2 separate regions of the Mus musculus genome follow, and region 1 is linked to region 2. A link is a loop called in an ENCODE intact Hi-C map of the cell type or tissue named here. Cell type or tissue: gastrocnemius. All regions are shown on one strand.

Region 1 (8,000 bases), 56 kb after region 2:
GTAGACCAGGCTAGCCTCGAACTCAGAAATCTGCCTGCCTCTGCCTCCCAAGTGCTGGGATTAAAGGCTTGCACCACCACGCCCAGCTCAGTGTATGACATTCTAAGATAACAGGTGATGAGCAGAAGTTAGTGCTTTACTGAGTTGATGGGGGAAGAGAACTGGGGGACAGAGAGGGGCACTTCCCTGAGTCCCTGGGCGGTGGCTGGTGGGTGCCCTTTCCGTTTGCAGAGAACACTTACAGAGAGTCACTCTGTAGGGATGGATTCATTATAGGCAGGATATTCTGAGGCATCTGATTGGGAAGCAAATCTGGATGGGATGAAGGTATCAGACTTGAAGCTGTGAGGATGAAGAGGAGAGGGCTCAGGTCACACACCTGGGCCAGGCTTGGCCTGCGGGTGATGATCAGTGCCAGGCGGTTAGACAGAGGGGGAGCTTTAAGCAACATCCATTTTTCTTTATTGGCCTTGTTCTTGTTTGTTTGTTTTTCTGTGTAGTCCTGGCTGTCCTGGAACTCACTCTGTAGACCAGGTGTGGCCTTAAACTCAAGAGTTTCACCTGCCTCGGCCTCCCAAGTGCTGGGATTAAAGGCATGCACTATCAGGCTCTAGCAAGCTGTTCCCATCCCCCCCCCCCCCGCCCGCCCACTCCCCTGAGACTCTCACTTTGTAACCCAGGCTAACCTCAGATTCACCCTCCTATGACTTGTGGCTTGCATTGTCTGATCAAATCATTTAAACCTCGTGGCTACTGTTGTTGCTGTCATTAGCGATGTTGCTTTAAAGACTTGTGCCCTCTGTTCTATGCCCTCTGGGAGGAAGAGAAGCCTTTTGTGACCAAGACCACGGTTTTTTGTTTGTTTGTTTGTTTGTTTGTTTGTTTTTAGTCTGTCACATGATTAGGGAATAAACAGGAAGCTTTGGCCTTGGAGGAAATAAGCCCTACTTGTGGACACCTTGCGGATTTTTTGTCTTCCTGGGACTACTAAACCTAAGGACCTTTGTTTTCATTGGCTTATGAAGACTAATGAGAACTTATATAAATCCAAGTTTGCCCCCTCTCCCCCCAAAAACCCAAAGGAGCTACACTAATACTTTAAGTGGGATAAACAAAACAGAAATCATGTCTTGTAGAAGGTGCTAGCAGGAAGTGTTTTTTTAAGCCAGGTGTGGTGGTGGTGGCTTTGGCGGCAGCTTTGGCGGCAAACGCCTTTAATCCCAGCACTTGGGAGGCAGAGGCATGCAGATCTCTGAGTCTTGAGGCCAGCCTGGTCTACAGAGTGAGTTCCAGGACAGCCAGGGCTCTACAGAGAAACCCTATCTCGAAAAACAAAAACAAAAACAAAACAAAGCAAAACAAAACAAAAACCTTTTCTTTTCCTTAGTTTCTAGCCTCTTAAGCATTCTGTCTCTACCTCCTGAGTGATGGGATTAAAGGCGTGCGCCACCAAAGCCCAACCAAAAATTTTTTTCTTTGCTTCCTATTTTTCCTGAAAATTGAAGGGTTTTTCTGTCAGGATCAGATTTTTTTAAAAAAGATTTATTTATTTATTATATGTAAGTACACTGTAGCTGTCTAAAGACATACCAGAACTCGAGGGCGTCGTTACAGATGGTTGTGAGCCACCATGTAGGTGCTGGGAGTTGAACTCAGGACCTTCGGAAGAGCAGTCAGTGCTCTTAACTGCTGAGCTATCTCTCCAGCCCCCAGGATCAGATTTGAAAGGGGGAAAAAAAAACTTTGAAAAAAGAAAGAAAACCATGAAGTAGGGCTGGAGAGAGGGCTAGACAGTTAAGAAAAAGCCCCAACTGATCTTGCAAGAGCAATGTATGCACTGGGCCACTCAGCCATCTCTCCAGTCCCCGGGTGTGCCTGTGCGTGTGTACGTGTGCAGATGTCTTCAGAGACCAGAAGAAGGAGTCAGATCCTTGGAGCTGGACTTCCAGATAGTTATGAACTACTCTATGTAGCGCTGGGAACTGAACTCAAGTCCTCTGAAAGAGCAATGCCCCTACACACTGAGCGGTCTCCAGAGGCCGCCCCCCCCCCACCTCTATTTTCAGGGCAAAATTTGCATTGGGAATTATTTCATAACTATACAGATTCTTTTAGTCGTATCCTCTCATTTCTGTGAGTGAACCCTCAGGAATCTGTTCCCCCCCACACTTTTAATATTTTATACTTGCTAACCACAAAACCTTTAGAACTATAATGCATAAGCAAGGTTTTCAAAAATGTTCAGACAAGGCAGTGAATAACTTCACATGTACTGTGTCTTCTAGACATGGGATAATAACCTTGCACTTAGTGTGTCTTCAATGCACTGGGTATGCATGTATATATATATATATATATATATGTGTGTGTGTGTGTGTGTGTGTGTGTGTGTGTGTGTATATATATATATATATATATATATATATATATATATATATACGCAATATGAACCCTAACCCTATATATGACATATATCCATGAAGGTCAAACACTTGTACACTAAAATAAAATAAAATAAAAAATAACTGGTTCTTCGCCTGCTTGACTTTGCATCCTGTTGTTGAAGATGAGGCTGCATCTTGGAGTTCTCATCCTGTGGTGATTTGATCATAAAGGAGGCCCCCATAGGCTCATATGTTAGAATACTTGGTCCCCAGTTGTAGAACTGTTTGGGAAGGACTAGGAAGAGTTGAGTGGCCTTCTTGGTGGAGGTATGTCATCGAGGGTAGACTTTGAGGTTCAAAAGCCCACTCCAAGCCCAGAGTTTCTCCCTCTCTCACCCCACTTCAACTCTCTAATCAAATATAAGCTCTCAGCTATGTCTCCATTACCATATCTGCCTGCCTCCATCTCCCTGTGGGCCTGGAATTTACACCACCCTGCTCCAGAGTCGCAGTGCACGAGCTCAGGCCTTGACACAAGAAGCAGCCCTTGGTCATTCCTAATCTTTTTCTCCTTTAGTGTGCTCATTGGTCCCTTCGTATGAAGATGCCTGTTTGTGTTTTAATATTTGAGTTCTCGAAAAGAAAAGGTCCTTTTCCGTGCGTTTGTTTTATTTTCTTTTTTTTAGAAGTAGAGTCTGCATAACTCTAACCTAACTGTCTTGGAACTTACTGTGTAGACCAGGCTGACTTCAAACTCAGTTTACCACCAATCTGACTCTCTAGAGGTTCCTTTTAAAATTTTTTCCTTTTTAGTTTTATTTATTTTACTTTGTGTGTATTGTGTGTATTTGTGTGCTTTGCTTACATCTCTGTGCACCGCGTGTGTTCCTAGTGCGGGCAGAGATGAGAAGAAGGGTGTTGGGAGCCTGCTGCGGATCCTGGGGTCCAAACAAGTGCTCATAACCCCTGAGTCCTCTCCAGTCACCTCCCGAAGCAATCTCCAGCCCTACTTCAAGAGTTTTGGCTGGTTTTGCCGCAGGGTCTCAGGTAGCCCAGGCTAGCTCAAGGCTCTCTGTAAGGCTGGAGATGACCCTGTCCTGCTTCTGTCTTCCAAGTTCCGGTATCTCAGGGCACGCCCACCACGTCCAGCTTCTCTTTGCACCCCCAGATGTTTGAAGCCAATCCAGTGTGGTGAGTTGTGCTTCTCTTTGGCAGTGTGCCTAAGGTGGGCTGTGGAAATGTTCTTCACATTTTGGGCTATTTTGAGTCTCATGTTCTGTTTTTTGGCAGAAATTCTGTTTTAATTTATTTTTATCATTTTTTAAAACTTTTTTTTAAATTAGATTTTTTTCCATACAATATATTCTGCTTATAGTTTCTCTCCCCAACCCCCCCACCCAACTACATCCACACCTTTTCTTGCTCTCATTAGAAAACAAACAAGCATCTAAAAAGAATAATAAGAAAATACAAACTTTAATAGAATAAAACAAACAAAAGAAAAAAATTAAAAGAACCAAAGAAGCACACATAGATGCAGAGACACACACATTCACATATACACAGAAATCCCACAAAAACACAAAACCTTCAGAACTATAATGCATAAGCAAGGTTTTTTGAAATGTTCAGACAAAGCATTATGAGACATGAAAATCTCCAAAAATACAAGTTTGTTTTGTACTGGTCTTCTATTGCTAGGCATGGAAACTGCCTGGACCTTTAGTTTGTATACCCAGTGAGATTGTTGGCTAGAACGATGTTTTACTCAGTGAGTAGTTATCATTTGGAGATAGCTTTCAGGTTGCGAATGAGGCTTCTGTCTACTTCTCTCACCTCTGGGCCCTAACTGGCTTAGACTAGTGCAGGCCCTTGGTTTCACCAGTTTTTAGAAGTAGGGCTGTTTTCAAGATTCCTTAGTTTAATGGTGCCCCCTTCCGTCCAGATTTTAAACTACAGCCTTTGAATGCTGCTGTCTCAAGGGCGCTCAAGGTTTGACGGTTTAGGCTACTTTTGTAACAATACAAAAATGCCACTCACCCTCTTTTTTCTCATTCTCTCCTCTCCTCACCCTTATTCTGTCTTCCTTCCCTCTGTTCCCCCCTCCTCCTCCTCTTCTTCCTCCTCCTCCTCTTTGGTTTTGATTTTTTTTTTTCTGAAACAAGGTCTTTTTTTAAAGATCTTTTATTTCTTATGTGTATGTCTGTGTGTGCAGTGCACACATTATGTGTGTGGTTGTCCATGGAGGGCAGAAAAGGCCTTCAGATCCAGTTATAAGGCTGTGAGCCTCCTGACGTGGGTCCTGGGACCAACTCTGGTCCTCAGCAAGAGCAGAAAGTATTCTGTACCTCTGGGCTGGGCCATCTCTCCAGCACCTTCAGGGTCTTTCAATCTCTCCCTGTGCTGTCCTGATTTACCAGGGTTCCTTTTGTTAGACATCTTCCTCTTTCAAACTCATATCAATATCAGTCTCTAAAAAAAATATCAATATCAAGATGATAGATTGATCAATCGATAGAGAGATAGCATACAAATATTTTTCCTGGATTTTGAGACAGGGTTTTACTTATCTTGGAGCTCATTCTGTAGACCAGGATGGCCTGAGACTCAGAGATCAGCCTGCCTCTGCCTCCAAGAGCTGGAGTTAAAGATGTGCACAACCATGCCTAGGTAGGTTTTGTTGGTGGTGGTTTGGTTTGGTGTGGTTTGGTTTTTAACGACAGCCTTTCAGTATGTGTTCTAGTTTAGCCCTACATGTGTGGCTGAGGCAGGAGGCTACTCTGAGCTATATAGTGAGTTTCAGACCAACCTGGGCTGCAGTATGAGGCCTTGTTCCCCTGTCCTCAGAAAGGATTGTGGGTTTGTGAGACGGCAAGCCAGTCAATACCTGTTGTTCTTTTTCTCCTATGGTAACATGGAAGCAGGCTTGAAAACTCTTTGAAGCGAAGTGGGCATGACAGTGAGCCAACAAATCTTTCTTGCCAGTGTGTATGTGTGTGTGTGTGTGTGTGTGTGTGTGTGTGTGTGTGTGTGTGTGAGTGTGTGTGTGAGAGTGTGTGAGTGTGTGAGAGTGAGTGTGTGTGTGTGTGAGTGAGTGTGTGAGTGTGTGTGTGTGTGTGTGTGTGTGTGTGTGTGTGTGTGTGTGTGTGTGTGTGTGTTTTCCAGGCCAACTCTCTACCACTGAGCTACAACCTCAGCCCCCTCATTACATCTTTAAAACACGTGCCTGGCCCACAGGGCATGAGTTGTTGACCCTTGTTCTACACTGATATTTGAAATGTTAAATGGTTCAAATTTAGGTGGTCATTATTATTCTCAGTAACCTAGGAGTTCATATTGATTTCTTGGAGTTCTTTATATATGCAAAGTAAATACACATCTCTGTGGCAGAAAGGGATGGGTGGCCCAGACCCTCTCCTGAGAGGAAGAACTGTGGCCCCACTGCAGGGGATGCACTAAGAAAACAGCTTGCAGTTGCCAGTTACTTCTAGGTCCCTCTCTCTCTTCTACAGATAGCAGCTGTACCAAGGGCATGACTTCCAACAGTCTGGTATCTGGCGCAAGGTGCTGTTGAGACAGAGGCTGAGCTAGCTCGTCCCCCTTAATTTAACACCCTCTCGTGGACAGCGCTTGTTCCAGAGTTGCTTGCTGGTGACTGGGGTCTCCTGGGGCCTGCATTTGCTTTCTAGTCTGTCTTCAACCCAGCTGTGCTCACCCCCCATTTCCTTCACAGGTGGCTCTCCCAACTACATCTCCAGCATATACTGCTTACTCTACTGTCCCTTGTATGTCAAACACCTCCCTCGGTGACTCGAATTTGGTTACAATGCATTTTTTTTTCTCAGTAGAAATCTGTCTTTGTCCTTATCTATCCCACCTCCCACTTCTGAGACGGTGTCTCAGTGTCTCATGGTCTCACGTAGCCGAGGCTGGTCTCAAGTTTCCTGTGCAACCTGAGATAACATTGAACGTTTTTTTAAGATTCATTTACTTTGTGTGTGTGAGAGAGCATTTTGCCTACGTGTTATGCACCACGTGCATGCCTGGAACCTGTGGAGATCAGAAGAGGGAACTGGGGTTCCAGATGATTGTGAGCCATCTGTATGCAGGGAACCTTACCAGGGTCGTCTTCTGCAAGAACAACAAGTGCTTTTAACTGCTGAGCCATCTCTCCATGTCCACATTTTAAGGTTTATTCAGGTGTCTATGTGTCTGTATACCACATCCGTGCAAGTTTCTCCAGAGGCCAAAACAGTATGTCAGATCCCTGAGAGCTCAAGTTACAAATAGTTATAAGCCTCGTGGCGAGGGCGCTATGAACTAGACTCTAGTCCACTGGAGGATCAGTCCTCTTCCTTAAATTTTGTTTTGTTTTAAATTTTGAGACAGGGTCTCTCTACATAGCTCTGGCTGTCCTGGAACTCACTCTGTAGACCAGGCTGGCCTCAAACTCAGAAATCCGCCTGCGTCTGCCTCCCGAGTGCTGGGATTAAAGGTGCATGGCGTCATGGCAGCTTTCTTCTAACTTTGGTTTGTATCTTAGGTATGTGGATGTTTTGTGGGTGCTCCACATGAATGCAAACCTGCAGCAACCAGAAGGCGTAAGATTCCCCTGCAACTGGAATTACAGCCCACTGTTAGCTGCCATGTAGGTGCTGAGCCATCTCTCCATCCCTCAGCAAGCATTGCCACCACCCCCTGAAAACTTAGCATCTGGGCTGGAGAGATGGCTCAGCGGTTAAGAACACTGACTGCTCTTCCAAAGGTCCTGAGTTCAAATCCCAGCAACCACATGGTGGCTCACATGGAGATCTGATGCCCTCTTCTGAAGACAGCTACAGTGTACTTACATGTAATAAATAAATAAATCTTAAAAAGCAAAAATTTAGCACCTAGTTGACTGATACTGTTGTGTTGACCTTGCAACTTAGCTTCTAAGTTCTCTGTGAGTTTGTGCAGCTTGGGCTACAAAGCAAGTGCCAAGACAGCCAGGGCTACACGGAGAAATTCTGTCTTCAAAAAACAAAAAGCAAACAAAACAAACAAAAGGAGTAATGTTATTTATTTAGTGTGTGTAGTCAAAGGACATCTCGCAGAAGTTGGTTCTCTCCTTCCACCATGTGAGTCCCCAGGGGGTGAACTCAGGTCTTCAGGCTGGGCAGCAGGCACCTTTACCTCATGATCTATCTCTCTGGCCTTTAATGACATTTTTATATAGCTTAAACATGGAGATTTAGAGAGGAAGAGTTGCTCAGAGGTAAACACATGGGGGGGGGGTAATAGGCTTCTCTAAGAGAGAGCCTCTCCCCTCTCTCCCCCTCCTCACCACCCCCTTCTTCTTCTTTAACTGGCTCTCACTGAGTTACCAGTCTGGCCTTGAACTCATTATGTAGCCCAGGCTGGCCTTGAATTCTCTCTCCTCTTCCCTCAGCCACACACCACTTTGTATGTGCGTGGATGCAGAGGCAAGAGAGCAGCCTCACCTGTCATTACTCAGGAACTATCTCCTTGGCTGGTTTGAGATAGGATCTTACACTGGGACCTAGGCCTTGCCCGGGAAGCTGGACCAGCTGGCAGTGGGCCTTAGGAACCTTCAGGTTCAACCTCCCTAGTGCT
Region 2 (8,000 bases):
GACAGAGTTTCAGGCCAAGACAGCTACATAATGAAACCCTGTCTAAACAAACAAACAAAAAAAGCAAAACAACAAAACCAGGAAAAAAAGAGTGAGAAGTCACTTTCGAGGTGATACACTTGTACAAACAGACCATCATGAAAATCCAAAGAACTCAGGTGTCTTCCCAGGCACTGTAGCAAAATAAGATGGCTGGCTGGCTTGAACATCTGAATTTTGATATCTCAGTTCTGCAGGCAGGATGCACAGGCAAGGTGTTGAAGTCAGCCTTGGCCTCTCCTAGGATGCTCTGTGCAGAGCCTACCTCCTCCATGTGTGTTCAGAGCCTCGCTACCCTGCACACACACACACACACACACACACACACACTCACATACTTCATCTTCCTACACCAGTCATATTGTCATATTTTCTTTGTTCCTTTTTTTTTTTAGGGGTGTGGGTCATGACAGGGTGTCACTACATAGCCCTGGCTGTCCAGGAACTTAAGGTAGAGCAGGCTGGCCACATACTCTGAGATCTGCTTGCCTCTGCCTCCAGAGTAACTAACATGCCTAGCGCCAGGCATTTTCTAAGTGGTAACTTCATTTAACTCAAGAAGACCTCATCTCCAAACACAGTTATATACTTAAACACAGGGCATTGGGGCTCTTGGAATGGGACTTGGAGAATGGCTACAATGTGGCACCTAGAGAGAGTTTTCAGAAGAAATTTAGTTGCAAAGTACTGGTCAAATCACACACCCTCAGTTCCATAGGTATTTTGTTTGTTTGTTTGTTTGTTTTGTTTCATTAGATAGCATATCACGTTTCTTTTTTAAATTACTTACTCTATTAATTTACTTTATATCCCAATAACGGCATACCCTCTGCCTCCTCCCAATCCCTTCCTTTCCCCTCACCGCCCCCCACCACAATCTCCTCTCTTTCATCTCAGAAAACGGGAAGCCTCCCAGGACCATCAAGCTGCCTTGGCAAATCAAGATGCAGTCAAGACTAGGCACAGCTTCCCCTATGCAGACTAGACAAGGCAGCCCAATTAGGGGAAAGAGGTCAAAGGTAGGCAACAGAGTCAGAGGCAGCCCCTGTGCCTTTCTGTGGAGGGTGTGCCTGTCCCTTAGCTTCTGCTCACATATGGAGCCCATCTTCTTACCTGGAGACCCTCAGCAGGACCAGGGAGAATCCAGAACTCCCGCACTCACACTACAGTTGGCCTTCTCCCTTCTGTCCCCTCACTGCCTCTTCTGGGAGCCCTTCACTAAGAAAATGCAGACTAAGTGACACTTGCTTGGGTCACTGTGTATAAAAGCTTGTGATAGGGCTAGAGCAGTGCTCAGTGGTTAGGTACACTTGCTGTGCTTGCAGAGGACCTGAGCCCAGTTCCCCGCACCCACCATGAACAGCTTACAACCTCCTGTAACTCTGTCTCCAGAGGATCCAGTGCCCTCTTTTCACTTCCAAGGGCACCCCCAAGTACATAGCACATGTGCACATACACTTATAAACAAATGACAAATCCTAAGAGCTAGGTGAAGCTGGGGACCCAGGCATTGTTAAGTTCAAGGCCAGCCTGGGCTGCCTACTGAGACAGTGTCTCACAAAACAAAAGACAAGAGTGAGTCTTGGATGTGGTGGCACTCATATAACTCAGGAGGATGGGGAGGTAGAGTTATGAATGCAGAGGAACTAGGGCCGAGGTTTAAGACCACCTCAAAGCCAAACAGACACAAGAAAGCAGGTTCTGGGGGGTGGGGAATTAGAGTCACAGTTGGATTCATGGATGATCCAAGCTACTGAGGCCTTTCCCAACCCCCTTCCAAATACTTCTTTTTCTGCAGATATGCAGTTGGCCACTGAGGGTCTGTGTTGAAATCATTGGCTTCTCTCTTTAGATTCCTCTGTTCTCGATTTCAGTAGCTCTAGACACTGCTTATCAGTCTTAGAGAAGGTGCTATTCTCAGAGCCTGTGGGCTGAGATGCGGAAGAGGCACTGCACAAACCTCTGCATCATTCACATGACTTCAATGCTTCCCTTTTATAATAAATGAATGATTTTTTTTCTTTGTTCATTTGTTTTTCAGTTTTTGGAGTGTTTTTTAATTGGCTTTCTTTTTAAAGAATTGTTTATCTTACGTATATGAGTACACTGTTGCTGTCCTAAAACACATCAGAAGAGGGCATCTGATCGCACTACAGATGGTTGTGAGCCACCATGTGGTTGCTGGGAATTGATCTCAGGACCTCTGGAAGAACAGCCAGTGCTCTTAACCTCACAGCCATCTCTCCAGGCCTGTTCTCTTGGCTTTTTGAGTTAAGATTTCTCTGTTTAGTCCTGGCTGTCCTGAATCAACTTTGTAGACCAGGCTGTGCTCAACCTCACACAGTTCTGGCTGCCTCTGCCTCCCAAGTCCTGGGATAAAGGCCTGGCTTAAACTGATGATTTAAAAAATGGAAATAAAATGAATGAGAATATAGAAAGACCATCGTATAACAAAATCAAATAAGAAATTACAAGCAAGAAGTGGATCTGCAGAGATGTGCAAAGACTGCATATAGCAATCCACCCTGTGGCCTGCCTAAATTGACTGATGAATATTAGTTCAGTTGGTTCACAGAGCAGGTATGAATATGCATTATCCCTCGGTTCCTGCAACCTAGCAATCTTGACTCCAGCTCTCTGAGAAAACTAGGTCCCTGTCTACAAAGTATAGCCTGGGCAAGTTTAGCCCTTAAGGCTCACCTAGTAACATCTTTGCCTGTTTTTGGAGCTAAGTGACCCAGCCTGGAGCTGAACTCTTCCATTCCACCCTCTGCTCTTTAGAGCCTGAGGCCATAACGTTCTCCAAGGAGACAGGTACAGAATCCTTGTGACCCAGGCTGGTTTATCAGCCTGAGGCAACAGCATATCAAGCAAACATCTAAAGGATTGAGAAATTGCTGAGGCCACCCTGGAGGGGAAAACACACTAAGCCAGGGAGCCTGTGCTCGAGCTCACTGCTGTGTGTTCTAGAAAGGTGGGGCATGAGTCTCAGCCTCAGGTGAAACGTCTGTTTGCCAGTTGCACTGATATGGTGGTCTTGGAGACTGCGCAGAGCTCCTCCTATAGCCAATGGTGAGTCAGTGGGGGACAAGGACAGATAGTACATAATCCTCTAGTTGGATGAATGCTAAGGGTTGCAGCCTTGGGCAGAAAGAGAACCCAGTGCCCTAGGCATGATCGGCTTTTCTGCCTGTCATATCACTTCTACTATCTATGAGTGCTTTTTTTTACACCAGGTTGCAATTGGCTCTTACCCTGCAGAGTTCTGTGAAGTGCCATCAGGCTGATCTGTCCTGCTCAAACATTCCCTCAGCCTCTGCCCCCTGAGCGCAGGCATCCCAGGCAAGCACACCCCTCCACACCCAGCTTGCTGCTTAAGCTTTCAGCTGTCTGCAGTGGTTATCTGAATACAAGATAAGCCCTTCTGAAGATGTCATTCTTCTTCTGGACTCCCCACAGTTTCTGCTCAGGGGATTCATGAGTTGAGCACCAAGACATGGCCTCTACATGTTGCCAGTGCTGTGGCCTAGTTCATAGCAAGGCTACAGATGAGTCTAGCTGTTACAAAATGTCTGCAGGCAAGGACTCACTTAACACTCAGCTCTGCTGATCTGGCTGCTGTCCTGCTGATCCAGGTGTGTCTCTCCCCCCCCCCCCCCACTCGTGGACTGAGATATGAAGGAGCCATTACAGTAACCTCTGTATCATTTACAGGACTCCCTGTTTCCTTCCATAATAAACCAATGATATTTTTGTTCAGTCATTTGTTTTTGCAGTGTTTATTTTTGGTGTTTTGAGTTAAAAATTTCTCTGTGTAGCCCTGGCTGTCCTGGATTGGCTTGGTAGACCAGGCTGTCCTCAACCCCACACAGTTCTGCCTGCTTCTGACTCCCAAGTGCTGCGATAAAGGTGTGTGCCACCAGGCCTGGCTTAAACTGATGTTCTTAACAGTAGAAATAACATGAATGAGAACATAGAAAGGCCATGATAAACCACACCCAAATAAGGAATTAGGAAGCAGCAAGTGGACCTGCAGAGAAGTACAAAGATGGGATTAAGCAGTCCACCTGGACAAAGAGGAAGTCTGAGATCCCAAGTTGCCACTTTGGGAAATTCAACACGAGCAATCACAAATAAACAAACGGTCACCTTGCCCTCTCCAAGTGAACAAGTACTACCAACCCAAACCATTCTCAGGTGTGTGTGGAATGCAGTGGTAGAGTAGTTGCTTAGGACTGGAACACTGTCTGTGATCCTCAAAATAGGAGAAGACTGGGAGAGGGGGATGGAAGCAAGCTAGAATTGGGGAGTCTTGATCTGGACCCAAGAGCCATGCAATTATTCAGTCATTCATTAAAAATGAGAAGCCCATGATTTTGGACACACTAGGCATAAAAATGCCATTTTCTAGCTCATAAAACTGAAACCTGATTGGGGGGGGGGTGCTGGTGGAACCTAGGAAGGCTGCTTCCCTAGGCTAGTGCTGTTAGGGTGCCAGGAATTCAAGTCAGCTGTTACACCACTAGGATGTCAATGAAATTCCCCAAGGACACACCTATAGAATACACAAAGAAATATCATGTGTGTATGTTTGAGCCAGATATCTATATATGGGATTAAAATCTTTCACCACAGACTAGAGAGATGGCTCAATGGTTAAGAGCACCGACTGCTCTTCCAGAGGTCCTGAGTTCAATTCCCAGTAACCACATGGTGGCTCACAACCATCTGTAATAGAATCTGATATAAATTATATATATATATATATATATATATATATATATATATATATATATATATTCGGTTTTTCGAGACAGGGTTTCTCTGTATAGCTCTGGCTGTCCTGGAACTCACTCTGTAGACCAGGATGGCCTCAAACCCCAAAATCCACCTGCCTCTGCCTCCCAAGTGCTAGGATTAAAGGCGTGTTCCCCCACTGCCCCGCCTAATAACATTAATTTTGATGCTACTTTAAAACTATAATTTGTGCTACTTAATGAATCCTAGTGTATCTGATATGCAGGAATCTAATATGTGAAAGGGCAATTCAACCCTCCAAAAGACTCTGGATACACACGCTGTAAACAACTGCCTCAAGGCTGCTCTCGAGCAAATTCAAAAATCCCACGGTCACAACTGGTTGGTAGGTAGACACTCACATCATTAGGCTCCTCCCCCAAAGGGGTGTGACCAACACAAGACCCCATAAAAGTCAAAGCCAGTTCTTCAGAATGGGTTTCTTCCAGTCCACCTAGATCACATCAGCTAGTGGTTACCATCAGAGTCCACTTTCTGGATCTGCTTCGGTAAGTCTCAAATCTCACTGGGAAAGGTTACTGGCCGGGGCTGGGAGTTCTAAAGGTGGGGAGGTCAAAAATGCTAGCAGTGAGGCAGAGGATGTATCTGAAGAGGTTGTATTAGGGGAACGTGTGCTGAGAGACAAACGCAGCCTGTGCTGGAGCCCGTGGGGTGGAATTGTAATCAAAACAATTGTAAGCATCACAACTGTCTCTCCAAGATGTAGTCCTAGTTCAGGCCTTAAGCAGGCCTCAAAGCTGTCGGGAATGCCAGGACTCATGAACCAGATAGAGAGCAGGATGAGAGTATGCATGGTGACCACAACGCAAGTCCAGACTTGAGACTGAAGCAGGAAGATCTCTGACTGGTTTTTTCAGGATTTATTTATTTTATAAATGTGAATACACTCTCACTGTCTTCAGAAACACAAGAAAAGGGCATCAGATCACAATACTGGTGGTTGTGAGCCACCATGTGCTTGCTGGGAATTGAATTCTGGACCTCTGGAAGAGAGTGCTCTTAACCGCTAAGCCATCTCTCCAGCCCCAATACTTCTGATTTTTAAGGCCAGCCTAGTGTACATTGGGAGTTTCAGGCCTGCCCAGGCCTGTCTCAAAATAACAATTTTTAAAATAATAAAATGAAGGCAGGTATGGCAGCACTTGCCCTTAATTCCTGTATATGGAGGGGAGTCAGAGGCAAAGTGGATCAAGGCCTGCCTGATACACCTAGGAAATTTCAGGTCAGCCAGGGCTCTGTAGACAGACACTGCCTCAAAGAAATAGATACAAAGTAAATAAATGGCTTTTTTTGGTGTGTGATAATGTTTCTTTCTATAGGAATTTACTGTGTAAACCAGGTTGGCCTCAAACTCACAGAGATACATCTGCCTCTGCCTCCCACAGGCTGAGTTTAAAGATGTGTGCCACCAGGCCTGACCTATAAAAATCTTCGTTTTAAAGGTCCTGTCCAGCAGTTCAGATCCATTTGCATTCCTGGGGGCCTGAAGCTTACAGACCAGAGGCAGTACTGTACTGTGTACACCAGGTTCCCTCCCTGCTTCCGTTTTCTCAGATACTCATCTGCATCTGGTGGGTCCACTCTGGACAAGTTTTGTAAGTATTATACATTTTATATATTATATAATCATAATATCGTGTTTCCTGATATGTGAAAAATGAGTGTATGTGTCTCTGAAGGCCAAAAGAGAGTTAGGTCCCCTTGACCTGGAGTCTTTTATGAGCCACACATACACAAAAACACACAAAATGGCTCTTAACCACTGAGCCATCTTCCTTCCCACCTAGAGGTCTGTTGGTTTGGAATATTTATGCTGTGTGTTTTGGTTGTCAAGTTCGGTTTTATGTTTGTTTGTTTCTTTGTTTTGGAACAAGGTTTTTTTTGTGTGTTCCAGCTGTCCTGGAACTCACCTTGTAGACCAGGCTGGCTGGAACTCAGAGATCCACCAGCCTCTGCCTGCTGAGTGCCGGGATTAAAGGTGTGAGCCACCACAGTTTGGTTTACCTTAATCCCCCAAAACAACCTGCCCCACCCATCTAAATGGCTGTCCCGCCCTCAGTGCTTCTCAAACAATATTTTTATTGTGTTCACACAGATTTGGTTGACAGTGGTGCCTATTTCTTTAATCCCCACACTAGGAAGGCAGAGGCAAGAAAAGCAGATCCCTGAGTTCAAGGCCAGCATGGTCAACAGAGGTAGTTCCAGGATAGTCAGGGCTACAGAGAAACCCTGTCTTGAAAAACAAAACAAACAAAAGAAATAATAATAATAATGAATTAATTTAAAAATAGTAAAAACAAAAAACAAAAACAAGAAAAAAAAAACTAAAAAAAGATGGTTTGAAAAATAAGTAGGTAGAGGTTGGTGAGATGGCTGAGCAGCTTGGAGCAGTGTCTGCTCTCCAGAGGTCCTGAGTTCAATTCCCAGTAACCACGTGGTGGCTCACAACCATCTGTAATGGGATCAGATGCCCTCTTCTCGTGTGTGTCTGAAGACAATAAAGTGTACTTACATAAAAAATAAATAAATAAATGCTTCACAGACAAACAGACAAAAAATAAGTAGCCCGGTGATCTTGGTACACTTTCACTCAGTCAGCACTCAGGAGGCAGAGGCACATAGTTCTCTGAGTTAGAAGCCAGCCAGGTCTACAGAGGGATTTTCAGGACAGCAAGGGCTATACAGAGAATCCCTGTCAAAACAAACAAACAAACAACCACTAATAATAATAAATGATCTGTAATGTCAATTTTTATTTTGTTGTAGTGAGGGTATTTTATTCATTTCTTTGTTTATTTTAAAATAGGATTTCTCTATTTAGTCCTGCATGTTCTAGAACTCCTTGCTCTTCATAGACCAGGATGGCCTTGAACTCCCAAAAATGCTTTCCTGCTGCCTCCCACGTGCTGGGTATCAAAGGCATGTGCCTCCACTCTCAGCTTGCCATTGACTTTTGAGACAAGATCTCCCTAGGTAGCTCTGCTAGGCCTATCTAGGAGTAACTCTTCATTCTCCCCTCCCCCCACAGCCCCCCAGGCAACCACCATTTTCCTGTCTGACTCTGTAGAGGACAGATCTCAGTATTTTCTCTTTCACTGTTGTCCCTGACAAATCATATCTACTGCACACCCAAGTGTTTCTTT

The links. A loop is a pair of places that touch in the nucleus more often than their neighbours do. Peaks named below come from ENCODE experiments on the same cell type or tissue, not always from the same donor. Only the 100,000 strongest peaks of a DNase experiment are listed, where the experiment ranks them.
Region 1: it touches region 2 in a loop (2.5-fold over the local background); 27 of 42 quality-filtered maps call a loop at or near these places.

The regions. Positions count from the first base shown.
Region 1 is chr4:117,766,821-117,774,820 of GRCm38, forward strand. No RefSeq gene overlaps it. Among named protein-coding and RNA genes, the nearest start is that of Klf17, 5.2 kb to the left of the region's middle. In gastrocnemius, a CTCF peak has its summit at 4,328 (motif pointing left); DNase peaks (open chromatin) are centred at 3,525 and 4,322.
Region 2 is chr4:117,710,534-117,718,533 of GRCm38, forward strand. No RefSeq gene overlaps it. Among named protein-coding and RNA genes, the nearest start is that of Gm34746, 15 kb to the left of the region's middle. In gastrocnemius, no CTCF peak of the experiment used is centred here; no DNase peak of the experiment used is centred here.